Linked DNA regions of Homo sapiens: region 2 is linked to region 1. A link is a loop called in an ENCODE intact Hi-C map of the cell type or tissue named here. Cell type or tissue: heart left ventricle. All regions are shown on one strand. Links, peaks and the distances in the headings refer to the core of each region. The heading gives the core; the rest is flanking DNA.

Region 1 (8,337 bases), core at 99-8,098:
TAGCTGTGTGGCTTTGGAAAGTTCCTTAAGGTCTCTAATTCTTCATTTCCTTGTCTCAAAAATCAGGAAACAGCAGCATTTAATACCTATGTGAATTATTAAGAGAAAATGAAGCAGAGCATGAGAAGCTCTTAGCATAGTGCCTGGTAGGGAATAAACACTCAGGAAACAGAAGCTGCTAGAATTATTTCCAAGAGCCAATACATAGCTCCTGAAAGCAGTTTCCCCAAGTAAGTTAGGAAAGAAGAAAACCTTTATCTGCTATCATAGAATTCAACAGAAATCAGAAAGTTTTCTTTAGAGTAATACAAATAATTGGAGAGAAGAGATGAAGAATGAGAAACAGGCCTCTCTGCATAGTATCTGGAACAATTTGGGCTAGGCCTTCACTTTCTCATATTCTTTGTGCCATGAACACACATACACGCACGCATACATGCACAATAGACCAGTCAAGATTCATCTAGAGGTGATATAATAAATCCCTACTCTCAGGAAAGGATATTGCCTTTATAGATATATTAGTTAGGAGAGGCTAGGTTTTACTGTGTAAGAAATGACTCCAAAATCTCAGCGGATTTAAACCTTATCACAAAGGTGTGCTTCTTGCCCACTCTCTATGTCCATAATGTGTCAACTACTTCCCTGTTCCACACCATCTTCACTTTAGGACTCAGGCTGACGGAGCACGCTGCCTGTCTGTGTCTCTCCGTTTCTCTCTCTGGAACGTTGTCAGATGTCACGGCGGAGGGAAAAGAGACCTGGTGAGTGACGTGCTAAGTCTTCAAGCTTCTGCTCCAAAGTAGCACACATCACTTATGCTCAAATTTTCTTAGCCAGAGCAAGTCTTATAGCCTCATATTGATAGAGTTGGGGTGCATAATTCTCCTTTGGGGAGGTGAATATAGCTGAATGTAACCCAGTCTACCACAGTGGACTCCCCAAGAGCCAGAGAGACAGCCACTGAGAGCTGCTAATATCTGGCTGATCTGGGGCCTTCTCTTTGCCTCAGTTTATCCTCTGTGAAATGGAGATACCAGCACCCGTCCTGTGAACCTTACAGAGAAGGGCTAGGAATGCACGTGGGATCACCGACATGCATGTGGTTTGGCAACTGTAAACTACCACACTTGCATGAGAGGGTTTCAATACCAGTATGAGTGCATTGGAAGGGATAAGAACACATTATAAAACATTTCACCCCTTCTCTGCCCACAGGAATGACTTGCCGAATTTTTAGCCCATAACCAGGCACTGTGTAAACCGCTTTACCTCATTCAGTCTTTGCAATTATACCACAAGGTAAGTAATGTTATTAACTCCACTCACAGATGTGGAAACAACTGAGTGTCCATTGAGGAATGAATGGATGACAAAATGTGATACATGCCACATTTGGGGATATTGTTGATAATAATGGGATGTTATTCAGCCTGAAAAAGGAAGGAAATTCTGACACATGCGACAACAAGGATGAACCATTATGCTAAGTGAATTTAGCCCGTCACAAAGAGACAAATAGTATAGGATTCCACTTATATGAAGTACATAGAATAGTCAAATACAGAGACACAGAAAATTGGAAGGTGGTTCCCCTGGGGGTAGAGGAATGGGGAGGTATTATTTAATGAGTACAGTTTCAGTTTGGGATGATGAAAAAGTTCTGAAGATGGATAGTGGTGGCGGTTATACAACAATGTGAATGTACTTAGTGCTATTAAATAGTACACTTAAAAGTGGCTAAAATGGTAAATTTTATATTATCTATATTTTACCACATAAAAAAGCATATGACAGCAAAAACAAACAAACAAACAAAGCTGAAAAAACCCACAAGTCTTAAAATGCCTTGAAACTTTGAGCAATTTGGCTCACACAACAGATCCTTTAGCCACTATGTAAGTAGGTGATGGCATTTTAGTAGCTGATACTGCTTATAAATACTTCCAGGTGTAAAAGTTGCTATTAATAATTAATTGGGGATCTGGCTGGGATAGGGGTAAGGTGGATAAAGCACTGAACTGGGAATGAGAGCTTGAGGTTAGGACTTAGCTGAAACCAGCGGTGTGACCTTGGCTGGGTAGCTTCCCCTCTCTGGGCCTCAATTTTCCTATCTGGAATGTAGAGAGGTTAGTTGATCTTTTCAGTTCAATTTTATTTTTCAGACCAAAGGACCACAGTCTTGCAGGGCAGTTCAAGTAGATGGGGCTCTATCTCCTCTTCCGTTCTCTCCCAATAACCACCTCCCCACCAAAAGAAAAAACCCATAGCAAAAAAATATATTTTTTGAAGGGCTTTATGAATTGGACTTCTGTTCAAAAACTTTAAAAACAGCTGGATAAGGGAATCTCTGAGGGCTCTGATACTCTGTATTTGCTTACTGGTGAAGCTGTGAGATTAAGGAGAGGCCGCTGGGTTAACCATGCATTCATTCATCAATGACTAATGATTGAGCTCAAACCTGGGCTCCTGTCTCCTCCTGTCCACTGAAGCCCTTCAGTGACCACCTTCCCGTTTTTCTGTAGAGTCCCTTATATGGGCCGATGGGGAAGAGACTATGGATGCCTTTTAACTGAGCCCTCATAATGCGATAAAAAAACATAACAAAACAGATATCCCAGCAGCTATACAAGCAAGCGTTTTCAGAGCTCACACTGGAAACCAGACTCTCTAATCCTTATCAGTTGTTTCTCCAAGATTTAAATTCCAACTCTGCAGTTTATTAGCTCTGAGACTTGGGCAAGCATCTTAATCTCTCTGGGCCTCAGTTTCCTCATCTGTAAAATAGGTATGGTGGTCCCTAGTTTATTGGATTGTCGTGAAGGTTATAAATGTGTGTAAAATCCCACTTCACCGTAGCCCTCTATCATTTCCCACCCTCTTCTCTCCCTGCCAGGGAGTCAGTGCCCTCCTGGAGGAGGCTTACAATACAGCCTTCAAGGTTGACTCTGGGCATTGCTTCAGTACAGATTAGAAATTATTTTAGAATCCCCAGAGCATGGTATCTGCGACAAATTAAGCTAGACATAATTTTAAAGCATTTTTTATGTTTGAAAGTCTTTTGGTCTCACTCCTTGGCCTTTTTTTTTTTTTTCTGAGATGGAGTCTTGCTCTGTTGCCCAGGATGGAGTGCAGTGGTGTGATCTCTACTCACTGCAACCTCCTACTCCCTGATTCAAGCAATTCTCCTGCCTCAGACTCCCGAGCAGCTGGGACTACAGGTGCGCACCACCACGCCTGGCTAATTTTTGTATATTTTTTTTAGTAGAGTAGGGGTTTCGCCATGTTGGCCAGGCTGGTCTCAAACTTCTGACCTCAAGTAATCCACCCACCTCGGCCTCCCAAAGTGCTGGGATCACAGGCATGAGCCACTGCACCTGGCTCTTGCTCTTGACAAAGATCTTTTTCCCGTCCAGAGATTGGAGGGAAAGCTAAGGAGAAAAGGCAGCGTGAAGGAAGGAGAATTTCTTCCTGCCCATATATTTATTTTGAATTTTACAGGTTTAATGTCTGCCTTTCCTCACCCTGAGCTGAGTGGGAAAGGTACCATTTCTGGTGGGTTCACTGCTCGATACCCGGCCTAAGTATCTACAAGTTATAAAATCAGAAACAAAATATAATTAGTCTCATCAATAAATAAACCCAGGGCAGCTGGGCTTCACGGAGGAGTGACAAATGGCTCCAAGCAGTCTACATTTTAGGACAATAGCTGGGGTCACTGGCTTCCAAAAACTATGGGGAAAACCACTTCCGGCTTCCTGTATCCCTTCGTCTATTCTGGTATCAAAACGACAAATCCAGAGGAGCCGAATCAGGCGTGCTCCACCAGAGGGCGCAGCAGGCCCATGCCAGGCCCTCTTGACTGCCAGAACTCCCAGCCTGTGGCTACTGCTCCCATTTGTGTTGCTCAGGCACACCTGGTTTGGCAGCATTGTTTCCTCAGTCTCTTTGTTAGTTCCTCTGTTTTTCCAAGCCAGAAGAAAGTGAAGAAGTTTGCAGTCAGGTGGGCTTGGATTAAAATCCTGACTCTGCCGTCAGCTGAGATCTTGGCAAATTAGCATTGTGAGCTGTTGTATTAATATTAATTGGTGACTTCTTCCCAAGGCTGGGGAATCACAAAATCATAGACTCTTGGCACAAGAAGGGGCCTTTGAGATCAGCCCTTAGAGCCCCCACATGTCATGGATGGGGACACTGAGGCTCAGGCTAGACCAGAGCCCAAGTCTCTCAGCACATGGGCTGGGGTCCTCTCAGCTACACCCAGCTGCCTTCTTTCCAAAATCCATAAAACGATAAAGAGCATTCATCAATGAATGAATGAATGAAAAGATTAAAAGCCCTTTCAACCGACGAGCTCGTACCTTCTTTTAGAGCAAGGACTTTAGATCCAGACAAAAGCACAGACTGCTGTATCCCTCATCCAGCTTCAGCAATTACTTGACCTGTTCAGTCTCAGTCTCCTTATCTGAATGGTGCAGGGCATACTATGGGGATCATAAAAGCACCTACCTCACAGGGTTTCGTGAAGATTCAACGAGTGCATGCCTAAAATGCCAGCTCAGGCACCTAGAAGGCATTGAGAAAATGCTAGTTCTTTTTTTCTCCCTTCTCTCCTCCTCCTTTCTTTCCTTCCTTCCTTCCTTCCTTCCTCTTCTTCTTTCTTCCTTCTTTCTCCTTCCTTCTCTCTCTTTCCTTCTTTTTCTCTCTTTCTCTCCTCCTCCTTCTTCCTCTTCCTCTTCTTCTTCCTCTTCTTCCTTTTCTTCTTCTTCCATAAGCCAGAAACCAAAGGGTAGATGTTAGTTCTACATTTTAAAATCTAGGTTCCATAATCTTTCTGAGTCTCAGTGTTCTTGTCTATAAAGTGGAGAATTTTCAAAGCATTGTGGGAGGATTACATGGCACAACATATATAATAAAACCCACAAAACAAGGCCTGGTTCATGGTAGTGTACAAAATATATTAATAATAAATACTAGTTTATCCTCTTTCATGAAGTAAGGAATGACTGTTTCTAAGAACAAAGAGGGATAAGCCTGCATTCCTACCAATTCCAAAGACTTAGCAGATAGCATTCCCAGGAACACATCATTTCTCCTGAGTTATCCTATGTCATATTCCTACGGAGCTCTTGTCCAAGGTCTCACGAGCTAACCCAGTTTGAGACCCCAGGAGCTACTGCATTAGTTAAGTTCTTATCTTTTCTCTTCTGGACCTCTGTTGTAGCATCTATGCCTTAGATGGATGAGCGATGCCATCTGGCTGGAGATGTACCTCCTGGAAGTACCTTACTGGGCTGCAGCCACTGGTTAGGTCGGAATATAGGCTCCTTGTTGTATGAGCTTCCTAGGGCTGCTATAATAAAAGTACCATGAACTGGGTGGCTTGCAATAACAAAAATGTGTTCTCTCACAGTTCTGGAGGCTGGAAGTCCAAAATCAAGGTGTCAGCACAGCTGTGCTCCCTCTGAGACTGAGTAAATCCTTCCTTGCCCTTGCCCAACTTCTGGTGGTAGCCGGCAATCCTTGTTGTTCTTGGATTCTGGCTGCATCACTCCAGGCTGTACCTGTCATTGTCATATGGCTGTCTTCTCCCTGTGTTTGTATCTCTTCTCCTCTTCTTCTAAGGGCACCAGTCATATTGAATTAAGGACCCCCCCCCCCACACTCATATATGACCCATCTTAATTTCCATCTAAGTTGCATTTGCAAAGACCTCATTTCCAAAAAAGATCAGATTCAAAGGTACCAGGGGTTAGAATTTCAACATATCATTTTTTTTTCTTTTTGTGGGGCGACACAATTCAACCCGTAACATTGGTTAAAAGATCTCTAAAACACCTGAAAATTGGCCGGATTGGTGGCTCACACTTATAATCCCAGCACTTTGGGAGGCCGAGGTGGGTGGATCACCTGAGGTCAGGAGTTCGAGACCAGCCTGGCCAACATGGTAAAACCCCATCTCTACTAAAAATACCAAAATTAGCCAGGTGTGGCGGCGAGTGCCTATAATCCCAGCTACTTGAGAGGCTGAGGCAGAAGAATTGCTTGAACTCAGGAGGCAGAGGTTGCAGTGAGCCAAGATCGCGCCACTGCACTCCAGCCTGAGTGACAGAGTAAGACTCTGTTTCAAAAAAAAAAAAACCTGAAGATTTTAAGAGCTCTCCAATTTACTAATATTTATAATGTACATGTAAATCAACCAATAGAATTAACATGGTTATGTTAATTTATTGGAAAATTAATTATAATGTTTATGATTAGAAATTATATTACAAGCCATATATTTCAAGTATCATATAAATTATAATTATACCTATAATTGTTTGTAATTTATTAACTGTTAGAATAGTTAATTAATTTTGAAAAAAATAGCTGGGTGAGTGAAACAAAACATTTCTGTGGACTGAAAGGCTCTTAGGCCATCACTTTTCTTATTTATTTATTTATTTATTATTTTTTTCAGCTCACTGTAGCCTCTGCCTCCCGGGTTCTAACGATTCTCCTGCTTAAGCCTCCCAAGTAGCTGGGCTTGCCAGCAGGCCTGGCTAATTTTTGTATTTTTAGTAGAGACGGGTTTTTGCCATGTTGGCCAGACTGGTCTCAAACTCCTGACTTCAGGTGATCCACCTGCCTCAGCCTCCCAAAGTTCTGGAATTACAGACGTGAGCCACTGCACCCGGCCCATCACTTTTCAACTCCTGCCTCATGGACCATCAGAGTGATCATTCTACAAAGCAAATCCAACTATGTCACTCCCATGCTTAGTAACCCTCCATGATGGCCAACAGCTATCAAGAACAGCTGACAAATGAAACTGCCAACAACTACCTCCAGCTACGTCTCCACCACTTCCTGAAGCCTGTACTCAGGGAAAACATTGCTGCTTTAATCTGACACAGGACAGACATTCACTGGCCAAGACTTTGCTTGCTATATTTCCCCCAGAAACAGTCCCTAACTCTCCTACCTGCCTGCTTTTCTCTGTTTCTTATCCTTCATGGCCCAGCTCAAAAGCCACTTCCTCTGTGATGCCTGCCAGGCCTTGTAATATCCTCCTACCCCCAGGTTCCGTAGTACCTTGCTTCTGTATTTTGCAGGACTTCTCCCTGTTTTCTTGGTATTATAGTGAGATTATTCTATTACCCACTTCTCCCACTAGGCTAGGAGTTCCTGGAAGACAGGAATTTTACCTTGGTCATTGTATTAGTTTGCTAGGACTGCCGTAACAAATAGTACAGGCTCAGTGGCTTAAACAACAGAAAATTATTTTATTCTGGAGGCTACAAGTCCAAGATCAAGATGTCCAAGCGTTGCATTCTTCTGAGGGTTGGTTTCTTCCTTGGCTTGTGGATGACTGTCTTCTTCCTGTGTCTTCACATGGTCTTCCCTCTGTTTGTGTCTGCATCCTAATTTCCTCTTCTTTTTTTAGTTCTGGGTTTTGTCTTCCACTTTATTTAGATTTTTAAAGTATTTTTCTAACTTAAGGAGATTTCTTTTTTAAAATTCAACTTTGGCTGGGCACATTGGCTCACGCCTATAATCCCAGCACTTTGTGAGGCCAAGGCGGGTGGATCACAAGGTCAGGGTGGATCACGAGACCAGCCTGGCCAACATGGTGAAACCCTGTTTCTACTAAAAATACAAAAAAAAATTAGCTGGGTGTGGTGGTGGGCACCTGTAATCCCAGCTACTCAGGAGGCTGAGGCAGGAGAATCATTTGAACCTGGGAGGCGGAGATTGCAGTGAGCCAAGATCGCACCATTGCACTCCAGCCTGGGCAACAGGGCAAAACTCCGTCTCAAAAAAAAAAAAAATAACTTTTATTTTAAGTTCAGGAGTACCTGTGCAGATTTGTTACAGAAGCAAACTTCTGTCCTGGGGGTTTGTTGTACAGATTATTTTGTCACCCAGGTATTAAGCCTAGTACCCATTAGTTCTTTTTCCTGAGCCACTCCCTCCTCCCAACCTAAACCCTCCAATAGGCCCCTAATCTCCTTTTCTTATAAAGATACCATTCATATTGGATTAGGGCCCACCCTAGTGACCTCATTTTAATTTAATTACCTCATTAAAGACCCTGTCTCTAAATACAGTCACATTCTGAGGTACTGGGGGTTAGGACTTCAATTCAATTGGGATGTGGCTGAGTGGCACAATTCAGCCCACAACAGCCATTTCTTTAAATTTTTTAAATTTAATTAAATTTTTAAATATTTCAAATAATATAGAAATGTATTATTATTATTATTATTATTATTATTATTATTATTATAACCTCAAACAAAACAAGCCCTCCTTTCTCTGCTCTTTTCTACCCAACCGTTAATACTGCTACCA
Region 2 (8,337 bases), core at 272-8,271, 140 kb after region 1:
CCAGGCTGGTCTTGAACTCCTCACCTCAGGTGATCCACCCACCTCAGCCTCCCAAAGTGCTGGGATTACAGACGTGAGCCACTGTGCTTGGCCTCAAGTTTTGTTTTTTAGAGCTAACTCTAAGCAGTTGAGGGTTGTTACCCAGAGTGCTATAGAAGGGTTCTGAGGCCAAGTCTAAGCTCAGAGGAAAACAGTGCTGTGGTTAATTACTAGCATGGGAATAGCAGGATGGAGTGCTAGCATCTGGGCTAAGTGTTTGCCACCTATGGAAGATAATCTCTGAGGATCCTTTGGGCTCTGACATTCTACGTAGTATATGTATGGTACATTCTACTATTCAATCTGGTTTGGAAATGAGGCTTTTGCCTAATAACATATTCTAGTTAAAAGCAATTCCTAATTTTCAAAATAAGGAGATGATAGGGCACATTTAATAACATCGTAAACATAATTTAATCTTCTAAACGTAACAGTTTTGAAAGAAAGCACTAGAGGGTTCTGTAGTACTACCAGGTTATCATCACAAAGCAACAATCATCATACCAGGAAAACCTAAACATTTTGGTTAATGCAAAATTCTGAAGTCGCATGTCAAATGAGCTACTATCCTATTTGATGCTGGCTAAGAAATTATAGTGACCAGTTTGTGGCTTAAAGGGCATCCTAAGAAAAGAACAGCGTTCTGTGGTCAGCCAGTGATGACCAGCTACTACTATTTTCTAACAACAAATTGGTTTGCTCCTTGTGTCTTGGGAGATTTGTCAAGTCCACAGCAACTCCTCCTATGAAAACTGCTCTTCTTCTTCAGCCCATTCACAGGCATAGGGCTGTGGAACCATATTATTATGCTATCTTTGCACTTTGACCAAAGTTGGACCAAAAAGACTGTCTCTTCTGTGAATGTGGAATTAGGGCTGGTCTGTGTTCTTTAGTGTTCACCTGGCAGACATCTAAACCTGGGAGCTAGACATTCTCCACCACAAGCTATCTACAGTGAGATGTGGCACAGGAAAGGGAATGACTAGTTCCCTGAACTGCCTTCTGGTTCCAATTTTGGTGAGACTTGCCCCTACTTCCTACCTTTGGGTTTGGTGAGATATCCCTGAAATTTTACACATTATCATCTTTAAAGATACTCTTTTCTAGGTTAGGTTAACAAATATTTCCTCAGTGCCTCCCAGAGGGGCCATGCCACCCATGCAGGGTTAAGACATAGGCAGATGATGATGAAAAGAAGGAAGAAAAAAGGCAGATGTCAAAGTAAGAGAATATAAACAAGAGGAAAAGAGAGAATGAGGAATAGGAAACAGTAAAAGGGAAAAAGAGCCTGAGAAAAGAAACAGAACAAAAAAGAAGCCAAAAATAAGTAAGAGATGGGTGGTATGGATGGAATGATGACCCACTTGCTCCGAAGTTGGAACTGTTAATTTGACCTTAATATGGAATCGGGAGAATAAGTATGGTACACACAGTCATAAAAGAATGAGGTAACTCTACATGTACTGATACGTCCATAGATATTAATATTAAATGAAAAAAGCAGAGCGCAGAACAACATGTGCAGTATAACCCTACTTTTGTAAAACAAACAAGCCAGTAATCCAAAAACCTGGTCAAATAAAATCCAAATACACTCAACTGTTAGGAGTGGTGACCTCTGGGGGAATATGATTTGAAGTTACGGGGAGGGTTTTCACTTCTAACTTTACCACTTCAAGATTATTTCAAGTTTTTACAGCAAGCATGTTTTACGTTTTTTTATAATTATTAATAAAAGAGAAAACTCAGTAAGAAAAACAAGTTTAAAAAAAAAGTTACCTTGGCGCGGGCCTCGCGGGACGCTTCTGCTTCTGCAGCCATAGCTCTCTGGAGCTGCACAGGTAGTTTCACATCCTTAATTTCCACACGCTCCACCTTTATTCCCCAGGCATCAGTGGCATCATCCAGAGTAGACTGTTAGGAAGAGAGAAGGCAAGCTAAATCTCCTCAGCCCAGCCCAGATGCTGACAGAGGCTGTATTCATTGGGATTTGGAGGAGATAAGGTGCTGGGGAGAGTTGTGGAGAGACAGTTACCCCACGGTGGAACGAATGGTGACGCAGGGGCTGGCTCACTGATCCTGATTCTGTTGCTAACAAGCTAATGCAGGGGTTAGCAGCTTCTTCTAAAAGGGCCATATAGTGATTGTTTATTTGTAGTCTCTGTCTCAACTATTTAACCCAGCTGTTGTAGTCAAAAGCAGCCATGGATAATATATAAATAAATGGCTGTGGCTATACTCCAGTCAAACTTTACTTACAAAAACTACAGCCTGTAGGCTACAGTTTGCCAACTCCTGAGCTAATGTGACTCTGTGTAAGTCATATTACTCCTTTGTGCTTCAACTTCCTCCCTTTAGAATGTCAGGAATGAAACCACACATCTATTTCATAGGTTGTTGTGCATATCAAATACAATCATAGATTTTACCCACGATGAAGTCTATACAAATAATAAGAATCCAGAGTTATAGCACTTTATCTTTTTTGAATAAGCTATGCTTAACTGAATATCTGTTACTCAAGAAAGACTGGAAAGCACAACAGTTATAATTCATGGGACTCACACACAGAATAAAGCTTTAGGAATACCTACACTATCTTGCAGAATAGCCTCTGTTCTAAACAAAAAGGTTATTACTGATTCTGGAAAAAAATACACACTGAAGAAAATTTTAAAAAAATGTACGCATGAGTGTTATGAACTCATGAACTGCTAATGTGAAAAATGTCCCCTCCTGCCAAATTTGAAAAATTTTACTATGAAGAAAAAAAAACGGTCACAGACCCCCACAACTTGAATTAATAAAAGGTTCTCAAACAACCATTGACTCTTTGCTTCATTTTTCAGCTTCTGGGGGGTAACAGCATTGACGTACTCCCCACCTGCATGTTGTGTGCAATTTCTTCTCTGTCAGAGAGGATCTGAGAAAGATTCTTGGTGCCCAGAACATTCCTCAGAGTAGTTTGTGCCAAAAGACGGGTTGCTGAGTCAGCGTTGGTGATATTTGCCACAGCCAGGGTTGCATTCTGAACGCGGTAATAGACCACACCATCCACGCTAATTGTCACTGAATCCTTTGTGAGGATCTACAAGATGAAGGAAGCAATTTTACATCTGTCAACGACTTTTTTTTAACATAACTGTAAGGAATGTTATTCTACAGAATATCTTATAACACTAGCTGATTTTCTTTAGTAAGGCATCAGAAAGTTAATTATATCTTTTAAAATTTAATAAAATAAATTATTCAAGTCCATTAATTCATTCAATCATACAAATAATATTGAGATATCACTCAACAGCAGGCACTGTACTAGGTACCAGGGATTAAGGTAGGAAAAAAACTTGGTTCCTCCTTTGAAGGAGGTTAGGGAATCAAAGGAAACTCTTAGGGGCAGCTGTGGGTGGCAGGGGTGATACCTGAATTGAATCTTGAAGAAAGGAATACAATTTTTCTGAGGGTGTTGGGTGGAGTGGAAGAATATTCAAGAGAGAGGCACTAGAGAGTCAAGGTTTGATAAACTACAAGTTCCACAATATTACTGGAACAAAAAGTGCATGGGGAATGTTTTTAAAGGGCAAGGTCAGCATCAAAACATATTTTACAGCATGCTACATAAAAATGCTAAACATGACATATTTTTGTTTTAAGCTAAGAAGTTATCTGAGTGAGAGGCTCCAGGAAAATAGTTACATCCATCACTTAAAACTCACTGGGACTCAGTTTTCTCATTTGTAAAGTAGAGATTAATTATAGTACCTACTTTGCATTCTTGCTAGAATTAATGCGTTAAATACATTCAAGTGCTCAGAAAAGTTCCTGGCACGTAAGAGCTGTCTTATTATTTCATCTTGGATAATGGTGGTAACTTTACTGAATAAAACACTGACTTGATTAACTGTAATAAGTTAATTTAGATAATAATAAACAAGCCAGCTGGGCATGATGGCATACACCTGTAGTTTCAGCCACTCAGGAGGCTGAGGCAGGAAGATTGCTCCAGCCTGGGAATTCCAGCCTCTCTCACTAACAACATCAGGCTGGCACCTTTCTACTGATCATTTAAATGTCCTTCTCTCTGTGAAACTTTCTTGGCTTACTTGGCAGAGTTAAGCACTCTTCCCTTGCACATCCACTGCACCTTACTGTAGTGACATTATTTATTCACATTTCTACTTCTCTCTTAGACTATGAATTTCTTCAGGGCAATTCTTTGTAACTCTAACACTGGCAGAGTGCTTGAAACATAGCGGGTAGTCAATAAATGAGAGAGGAGCTGAACTGAAATGTGGTCCTGAGAACAGTGACCGATGAGGAACACAGCAGTGAGAGTTAGGAGACCTGAACTGAGTCCCATCTCTGCCTTCAGGTCCCTGGATGGCCTCTAGCAAGGTTTTTAACCCATTTGACCAACAGATTCCTCATTTGTGAGATGGCGCTAATAATACTGCCTAATTCTATCCAAATTTCTGTGAAGATCAAATAAGAACATACTTGTGAATGAAGCCCTTTTGAAAGAGTAAACAGCTATGAAAATGGAAGGTAATAATAACAATGTTGTAACATGGCTGTTTAGCCCTGCCAGACATCAAAGCAGTGATCCTTTTTTAGTAATCTCAAAATACTTCTAACATGGAAGAGAAGTGGAGGATTTATAAATAAATGTACAGTGTATTACCATCTTGTATGAAAACTAATTATTTCCCATGACATGATGGGAAAATGTGTGTCATTCCCAAATTCTTGCCACTTTGACTTTGCCACAGCTTCTTTCTAAAGCTACAGCTTCTCTGCCTACTGTTTATCATCGGCAAGGGTTTATCTCCCTTCACAGAAACTTCACAGGGGATCAGAAAAAGGATTGCTGCCAAGTTCCAATCTGCTTTGCATTCAGCAGCTTGCAGAATAGGAGAGGGCCACTGGAAAGCAGAAGCTTAAACAGCAACTCTGCCAGATGTCTGTAATGTTTATAGTGGAAAATGCCAGAATGTCCAGCTACCCTGAAGGGCTCCTTCTGAGACTCAATCTTCCTTAGACGATGGGAAAACACACAGAGAATACAGTGATACTCTCAGTCTTGTTCTTATGAGTAAAATGTGGGCAAAATGATTCCTGGCATCACTAACTTTGGGTGGATTATAAAGTCTGACCCCACCCACTTCTTGGATCAGTACCAACAAGGAAGTTCCTAAGCTGGTTTCTGGTATTTGTGACATGAGAAGGCAACATGGCCAGGCTCCATCACCATGCTGAGTATCTGGCCTTTGGCCAGGAAACACTGACAGCATTCTTCTGTCCTTCCCCCTTCATGATGTTTTCAGGTTTTCTGTATGCAACGGTTATTAAGTCTCCTAAGGACATGGTTCCCAGGATGGCCATCACTTTTTCGGGGGCTATGAGGGAGCTCATGTACAATGCATTTAGCATGGAGCTGTGGAAAAAACAGCACTATACAAAGAATCCGAAGAGCTCAATTTTAGTCTTGGCTCTGCCACTGTAATCTGGAGGAATTCCTTTGTTTCACTGCAACTATATACTTTCTAGGGATTCTGCCATGAGTTTCATCTATGATAATACTTGTGAAGTAGTTTGAAAAGGCACAAAATAATCACTAGTATAAAATATTATGTTTTATCTAAAATGCCCAACAAGCAGTTTCTAATTCTTTGGTTTCTAACCAATTTATCTAGAATAAAACCTTAAGAAAAAAAATAATGAACTAATAGGGTTTTCTATCAGAAACCCATAGAAGAGAAATGTGGTAGTAAAAATGTTGATAGTAATAACAATGATGATATTATTATACTTACATTAGCATTACACTATGTTTTGTAATAATCATTCCTCGGTATCTGTGGGAGATTGATTCTAGGACCCTCAGAGGATACCAAAATCCAAGGATGCTCAAGTCTCTTATATACAGTGGCACAATATTTGCATATAACTTATGCACATCCTCCTTTATACATTAAATCCTTTCTGAAGTACTTATAATACTTAACACAATGTAAATACTACATAAATAGTTGCTATACTACACCGTTTTTAAAAATTTGTATTATTGTATCATTGTCAATTGCTTTTTTCCCTAAATATTTTTGATCCATGGAGCCAACCGTATAATCTATGTACATTTTCCTGTACACTTTAAATCATCTCTAGATTACTTCTATTATCCAATACAATACCTACACATCACTTTATTCATGTGGATTCAATGCCATGCTTGATGCATGGCAAATTCAAGTTTTGCTTTTTGGAACTTTGTGGAGTTTTTTCCTAATATTTTCAGTCTGCGGTTGGCTGAATCCCTGTATGCAAAACCCATGCATGCAAAGGGCCAACTGTAATAGTAACAGTAAGAACTTATATAGCACTTACTATTTGTCAGCCATTGCTCTAAGCACTTGGCACATATATCTCACTTCTCAGAACCACCTTATACAGTAGTTCTTACTATTACAAATGTCTATTTTCTGGATGAGGAAACTGAGGCACAGAAAAGTTAAAGAACTTGCTTAAGGTCACTGAGCTAGAAATGCTGAAGGCAGTCAAGGTCTAAAGCCTGTGCTCTGGCAGGGAACGGTGGCTCATGCCTGTAATCCCAGCACTTTAGGAGGCCAGAACGGATCACCTGAGGTCAGGAGTTCGAGACCAGCCTGGCCAACATGGCAAAATCCCGTGTCTACTAAAAATACAAAAAAATTAGCCGGGCGTGGTGGCGCACATCTATAGTCTCAGCTACTCGGGAGGCTGAGGCACGAGAATCACTTGAACCCAGGCGGCGGAGGTTGCAGTGAGCTGAGATCACACTACTGCACTTCAGCCTGGGTGACAGAGCAAGATTCCAATTAAAACAAACAAACAAACAAACAAAAATTTAAAATAAATAAATAAATAAAGCCTACACTCTAACTATTCTGTCCCTCATTGTAAAGCACTTTCACATATGATACCTCAGTTATTCAAAGAAAACCTTACCTCCTGAGGAGGAATATCAAATGAAATAGTTCTCATGTCCACTTTGATGAAGCTGTCAGTGCATGGCAGAATAAAAAACAAACCTGCAACAAAGATACACACATTATACAGACACCAGCAACCTAATCAGTTCACTTCTCCATTCAGTTTTAAGAAAATCAACCTAGTGAACTGAAAAGTCACCAGTTCATCTTCGTGAATGAGCCAGAAGCCAGGAATGATAACTTTGATTCCTCTTGCTTACTTCCCACATTTGACTGTCTCCACTAAGGTCTGTGGAGTTCATTTCCTTAATCTACTGTTGCTATCACTCTTCTCCCCACCGCCCCACTGGGACCAATGCAATCGTTTCCCAGGCCATCTTTCTATTTTTTGTAGTTTCTCTCCTATAATCTATTTCCTAAGCTGCAAGCCGAGCAATCCCCCCTAAAATACAAACCCTCCCCCACGCATGGTCCTGCATAACCCGCCTTTGTTCCCCTCTTCAGCCACTTCCTCTCTCTTCACACCCTGCACTCTTGCTGGACTGATCTACTTGCAGTTTCTTGAATCTGCAATACTCTCCTCTTTGTTGCTTTGTGTATGTTGCTATTTCCGCCGCAAACACCTCCTGTTGGTTAACACCTTTTCAGACCTCAAGACTCAGTCAAGATGTAACTTCCAGAAAGCCTTGACTCAGCCTACGACTAGTTCAGATCAGTAACACTTCTCTGGTTTTCTCTTTTCTCACAGCTCTCTGTGAGTACTTGATCATAATACTTATCACATAGGATTGTAGCTATCTGTTTCCTTGTTGGTTCCTACCACTAGATAGGAAGATCCTTGAGGGTAGGGACTGTGTTTTAGTCTCCCTTGAATTCCCAGAACCTGGAACACAGTAGGAGCTTAATTGAAGTTTGCCAAATGAATGACTGAAAGTCTTTCTTTGGTAGAGATTCTCATGCTCAAACTTGTATAGCTGTACTGTTCTTGGCCTAGGTGGTAATCTTATCAGCTCAAATGGGAAGGGGAGGGGAAGGGTAGGAAGGAAAGGGTAACAAAAGATTGGCTAGAACCACTGCTATTGTTATACAACTCCTGCTACATGAACTCTTATCTAAGACAGAGTAGAAGAGGCCCTCATAAGGGAAATCACGTCAATAAAAAAATTTTAGACTGGGCACGGTGGCTCACGTCTGTAATCCTAGTGCTTTGGGAAGCTGGGGTGGGATGATTGCTTGAGGTCAGGAGTTCAAGGCTGCAGTGAGACATGAGCATGCCACTGTACTCCAGCCTGGGCGACGGAATGAAACCCTGTCTTTAAAAAAACAACTA

The links. Hi-C counts contacts between places; a loop is a spot of excess contacts. Peaks named below come from ENCODE experiments on the same cell type or tissue, not always from the same donor. Only the 100,000 strongest peaks of a DNase experiment are listed, where the experiment ranks them.
Region 2: a loop joins it to region 1, with 18 times the contacts of the local background. A loop is called at or near these places in 2 of 110 quality-filtered maps.

The regions. Positions count from the first base shown.
Region 1 is chr9:121,209,566-121,217,902 of GRCh38, forward strand. It overlaps a transcript of GSN not described here. Among named protein-coding and RNA genes, the nearest start is that of RAB14, 12 kb to the left of the region's middle. In heart left ventricle, for the core only: CTCF peaks have their summits at 3,826 (motif pointing right) and 4,038; a DNase peak (open chromatin) is centred at 3,836; H3K4me3 peaks cover 315 bases; H3K27ac peaks cover 666 bases.
Region 2 is chr9:121,346,197-121,354,533 of GRCh38, forward strand. It overlaps STOM (stomatin), which reads right to left. Exons shown (of 7, transcript NM_004099.6): 4 at 7,024-7,106; 5 at 2,924-3,127; 6 at 1,819-1,953. Among named protein-coding and RNA genes, the nearest start is that of STOM, 20 kb to the right of the region's middle. RefSeq lists an enhancer at 7,807-8,026. In heart left ventricle, for the core only: no CTCF peak of the experiment used is centred there; no DNase peak of the experiment used is centred there; H3K4me3 peaks cover 568 bases; H3K27ac peaks cover 5,210 bases.